Regions from separate parts of the Homo sapiens genome. Here region 1 is linked to region 2. Evidence: chromatin contacts called from ENCODE Hi-C or POLR2A ChIA-PET data. All regions are on one chromosome and are shown on one strand. The core of a region is the stretch at or near the end of the contact, and the rest is flanking DNA. Distances in the headings are between cores, read along the strand shown. Region 1 has its middle 38 kb from the start of LINC02643. Region 2 has its middle 96 kb from the start of NEBL-AS1.

Region 1 (2,809 bases), core at 44-2,543, 260 kb after region 2:
CCTCAGCCTCTTGAGTAGCTGGGACTACAGGCGCACGCCACCACACCCTGCTAATTTTTGTATTTTTAGTACAGATAGGGTTTCACCATGTTGGCCAGGCTGGGATTTTGCCTTTTCTACATACCAGAACTACATACCAGAATCATGACTATATTCATTACATAGAATTACCCCAATTCAAGAATCTGTTTTAAAAACAATATCTGGCCAGGCACGGTGGCTCACGCCTGTAATCCCAGCACTTTGGGAGGCTAAGGCGGGTGGATCACTTAAGGCCCGTAGTTTGAGACCAGCCTGGCCAACATGGTAAAACCCTGCCTCTAAATACAAAAATACAAAAAAATTAGCTGGGTGTGGTGGCACAAGCCTGTAGTCCTAGCTACTCAGGAGGCTGAGGCAGGAGAATTGCTTGAACCTGGGAGGCAGAGGTTGCAGTAAGCCAAGATGGCGCCGCTGTGCTCCAGCCTGGGTGACAGAGCAAGACTCAGACTCAAAAAATAAAAAAAAAAATAAAAACAACATCCAATTGCATTTTGTAACCAACAACATAACGAAGATAGCCAAAGTGTCACCAATATTAAATAGATTTTCATAAGCCTTGGATATAAGATGGTCCACTCCAAAATCAACTCATAATGGATTACAGAGATACACAAGGTCGCCCCAAAACAATGATTCTCAAATTTTTTGTACATTAAATTCAACTGGCATGTTGGCTTAAAATTCACATTGGGATTCCCAGCCCCCAGCCCCAGAGACACTCATTCAGATCAACAGAAATGAGATCTAGGAATCTGCCTTTTTTTTTTTTTTTTTAGACAAAGTTTTGCTCTTGTTGCCCAGGCTGGAGTGCAGTGGCGTGATCTTGGCTCACCACAACCTCCACCTCCCAGGTTGAAGCGATTCTCCTGCCTCAGGCTCCCGAGTAGCTGGGATTACAAGCATGCGCCGCCACGCCTGGCTAATTTTGTATTTTTAGTAGAGTCGGGGTTTCTCCATGTTGGTCAGGCTGGTCTCGAACTCCCAACCTCAGGTGATCCACCCGCTTCGGCTTCCCAAAATGCTGGGATTACAGGCGTGAGCCACTGCACCCGGCCTGCATTTTTAACCAACACACATACTCAAGCATGTGTGTGATTCTGCTGCATGTGTTCAAAAGCTCACCCTTTGAGAAACACTGCCCTAAAATGATGCGATGATTTCCAGAACTCCAAGCTTGAATTAACCAGACCGTCTGCATTCGTAAGCCTGTGGTGAGTCATAGAAACTTTTTTTAAAAAGTAGAATGTCAGAGGCAAATGTTGGCAGTGGCCCCTCAGCCCAGGCCAAGGGAGGGCGGGTCCTGATCTAATCTAACAACAACTCACTCTGCCTAGGCAAGATGACAGGGATCTTCCGCTGTGCAGGTGGACATAGCAGATCATCTTACTCTGGCATCATTAACATTTGTATTAGAAAACCAGCTCCCCTAGTTCTGATTTCTGAGGTCCCTAAGCAGCTTCTTCTTGTAGAATTTGACTTCCCATGTAGCCTGCCTTTGCTGTTGGTCAAAAGTTGCCAGTATTCGGTCCCCCTCAGCCCTTTTAGTCATGAGAAATTGGCAGGAACTTTGGTTTATCCATCATTCCCTGAGTTTGCTTCATATTACTCCAGCCATGAGAAACACTCCACTCTCCACAATCCATGGGTTGATAAATGAGGATTTTGTGCCTCTGAGGCTAAGGACCACACTCTCGACGCTAAAAAAAAAAAAAAAAAAAAAAAAAAAAAAATTCTCCAAGGAGACGATATTATAAATTCATAGACTGCCTGACAACACCCAGTGAAGACCCTCCTGTTGGAACCTCCTCACCAAGAAGTTGTGACTTTTCTTTTTTTTTTTTTTTGAGATGGAGTCTCGCTCTTGTTGCCCAGCCTTGATTGCAATGGTGCGATCTCATCTCACTGCAGCCTCCGACTCCAGGGTTCAAGCAATTCTCCTGCCTCAGCTTCCCAAGTAGCTGGGATTACAGCTGCCCGCCAGCATGCCCAGCAAATTTTTGTATTTTTTTTTTAGTAGAGATGAGGTTTCACCATTTTGGCCAGGCTGGTCTCAAACTCCTGACCTCAAGAGATACACCTGCCTCATCCTCCCAAAGTGCTGGGATTACAGGTGTGAGCCACTGCACCTGGCTGATTTTTTCTTTTTTTTTTTTTTTAATACAAAGTCTCACTCTGTCCACCAGGCTGGAGTGCAGTGGCGTGTTCTCAGCTCACTGCAGCCTCAACTTCCCAGGCTCACGTGATTCTCCCACCTCGACCTCCCAAGTAGCTGGGACTACAGGTGCTTGCCACAGCACCTGGCTAATGATTACATTTTTGGTAGAGATGGGGTCTCAGACTCCTGGCTTCAAGCATTCCTCCTGCCTCTGTTGGGAGCAATTTATCCATTCTTTGTAAAGGGCCTCCATGTCATTTACAATAACCTATCATCAAGGACCCAAAGCTGGTGCTTATATGAGTCTCCTGTCGCCTCTTATCAGAGCCCGATTAAGGGACAGGCTAGACAGAAAGATGAGAGAAGGACAAATGTCAGGCTCTCACTTCAGCCTCTCTCCTCATTCAGGAACAGATGGAGCCCATGCCAGTGTGACCCAGGGCAGAGGTCAGGCAGCTGTTCTGTTTCGTGTGTCCCTGGTCTCCTGTGCCCCCTAGGGCTGGTGGAGCCTCAATGTCCTCCAACTCAGACATCTTCTCTGCTGTTTGTTCTGCAGCCAGCTGCATACCGCCTCCATGCGGGTGCCCCTCCCTAGCGGCTGCATTTGCCCGG
Region 2 (2,700 bases), core at 30-2,529:
ATCAATGAATGAATCAGAAAACAGAATGTGATATACACATATGATCAGCTACTATTCAACCTTAAAAAGGAAAGAAATTCTGATGCATACTACAACATGGATGAAACTTGAGGACATTATAATTGAAATCAGCCAGTCACAAAAGGACAAATACTTATATGAGCCCACTTATATTTGGCCCTAGAGTAGTCAAATTCATAGAGACAGAAACTAGGCAAAGGACTTGAATGGATATTTCTCCAAAGAAGATAGACAAATGGCCAGAGACAGAAAGTAAGATGACGGAGGGGGAAATGGGGGGTTAGTGTTTCATGGATGTGGAGTTTCAGTTGGGGAAGACGAAAAAGTTCTAGAAACATACATTTGCACAAAAATGTGAATATACATACTGCCACTGAACTGTCCACTTAAAAATTGTTAAAATGGTAACCTTTATGTTACGTATATCTTACCACAATTTAAAAATATGTTTAAAAATAGCCACCCAAGTCCAGAAATGACCTACAATATAATATTATACTCAAAATTAAGGTAAGTTATTGGGGTCTATCTTGGTTTTTATTCTGAACAGTACTTAAAACTCATGCTTAATCTACTTTTCTTCAAAAAAAATAAAAAATCAAAGGAATTGGGGGAAGAAAAGCTTTGTTCCTCACTCCCTTATATTTATTATGGAGCAAGGTACATTTTAAATTGCTTTTGCTGGCCGGGCGCAGTGGCTCACGCCTGTAATCCCAGCACTTTGGAAGGCTGAAGCGGGTGGGTCACAAGGTCAGGAGATAGAGACCATCCTGGCTAACAACATGGTGAAACCCCATCTCTACTAAAAGTACAAAAAATTAGCCAGGCATGGTGGCAGGTGCCTGTAGTCCCAGCTACTCGGGAGGCTGAGGCAGGAGAATGGCGTGAACCTGGGAGGTGGAGCTTGCAGTGAGCCGAGATGGCACCACTGCACTCCAGCCTGGGCGACAGAGCAAGACTTCATCTCAAAAAAAATAAAAATAAAAATAAATAAATAAATAAATAAATTGCTTTTGTTATTTGTCATTTTTGTAGTTAGAATTCAGCTGATGGTCTGTTGGTTCCTGATATCTTTTTCCCTTCTTCATTTTCTGTCCTCCCTTCCATCTCATTCATAAATCCCCTAGCACTTGCCCCTACCTCCCACACACCTAGGAAGTGGGAGGAAATCTCTCTACCCTGGGGTCAACATTGTCAGGCACAGCAGAACTGATAGACCTTTCAACAGCCCGAGCTATGGGCTTCCCACACTATTCATGACCACGAGAAAGTACTTTAGCTCTTAGAAAAGCAACACTACAAGAGCCACCATATCAAGTCCGATGGATACTGCAGAGCTGGCTGTCACAGGGACACTGAGACACCTTCCAGAGCACGGATTGACTCTCAATACCAGATTATTCTGAAAGCTGGGTTGTGTGCAGAATGGACGGGAGGAGGAGATTGGAAGATGGAAATGCATTCTATGGGGGATCGAAAATAAAAATAATGGGGAAAGCAACAATCAAAGCTGGAAGCTTACCTCAAATTAGTCCTAAAATGAACACAGCAGCATGAGTACAAAATAGACTCTTTCTAATGACAAACAAATGGACCAGAATGAAATGGATTTTTCTGTATCCTAAAAATCTTGGTATTTTGTGTTATTTACAAGGTGTTTAACAGCCAGTAGAATGTATTCTTTTTAAAGTAATAAGCCTTTCAAATTATTACAACGAACACTTTTATGATCAGAAAAAGAAATACTCTAAATAAAAAACAAAAAGGTTACAGACTGTAATAATATAAATGGTTTCCTCTCCTAAATAGAGTCGTGTATGTTGTCTATGCTGTTTGCCATCGTGTACAGTATTTGTCATCCTGAGTTTCACTCCTGGTTAATACACTTTGGAAATCTTCTTGAATCCCAACACACACAGCCCCCATCCCTCAGTTTTTATAAATGACCTGTATACACGTATGCAGAGGTATCTACTCCTATGACCTGCTCATTTGAGTGGGACTTTAAAGGTTTTGATTGTTTAATAAAGAAAAATCATGTATCCAAGCTCTACAACATGCCAGAAGAAGGTATGTCTACAAGATCATTCTCTCTATATCCACCCTAGGAAAATATACTTGATCTTATTTTTAGAAAGAAAAAGAGTAAGAGACAGAGATATTTGGGCAAAGCACTAGAAGTTGCAGTCTTAGTGTTTCAACTTGCTTATTAGCTGGCTGCCACTTGGTGGCACTGTTGATTCCAGTTTGCTCCCAGATCCAGGGGATGAGTGTATCCACTGATCCAACCTTAATAAGCACGTGCGGCTCCTGCCCCATGAAGAACTTCATTAAGCCCTGACAGCCTTTATAGAAACATCAGAATGTCTGTATTTCTACCACCTCCAGATCTAAATGACAAATGGCACAGCAAATGCCCTCCTCTTAGGACTTTCCCTAGCTTTTCCTCCAAAGGAGATATCCAACCTTTCCTTCCAGGTGTCTGTCTCAGCCTCTCTCTCTCGGAAACCTTCTCTATTAACTATAGCCAGAGCCTCCCATGGGACATGGCAAATCTGGGAAAGTGTCCTGGGTGCATCCTGGTGGAGGGGATAACAGGGCAAGACCAGAAAAAGAAAGAAAATGAGGAGGTGAAGAGGCAGTAGTACCACCATCTTGAGATTTTAAAAAAATACAAGA

What was found. Hi-C counts contacts between places; a loop is a spot of excess contacts on that map. ChIA-PET counts read pairs that join two places held with the same protein, here RNA polymerase II (POLR2A). Pooled maps may share reads with other maps.
Region 1: a pooled map shows a loop between it and region 2 (2.6-fold over the local background). The contact joins two enhancer-like sites. A Hi-C loop is called at or near these places in 1 of 168 maps with a recorded cell type or tissue (PC-9), 1 of 37 single-sample maps with no recorded cell type and 1 of 50 pooled maps. POLR2A ChIA-PET finds 5 or more read pairs at or near these places in 1 of 52 experiments (A673).

The regions. Positions count from the first base shown.
Region 1 is chr10:21,333,893-21,336,701 of GRCh38, forward strand. No RefSeq gene overlaps it. Among named protein-coding and RNA genes, the nearest start is that of LINC02643, 38 kb to the right of the region's middle. RefSeq lists an enhancer at 2,714-2,809. Within about 2 kb of position 1,294, at least 15 of the 41 ENCODE cell types and tissues checked have a DNase peak (open chromatin) inside an H3K27ac peak, as active enhancers do.
Region 2 is chr10:21,076,619-21,079,318 of GRCh38, forward strand. It overlaps a transcript of NEBL not described here. Among named protein-coding and RNA genes, the nearest start is that of NEBL-AS1, 96 kb to the right of the region's middle. Within about 2 kb of position 1,280, at least 2 of the 41 ENCODE cell types and tissues checked have a DNase peak (open chromatin) inside an H3K27ac peak, as active enhancers do.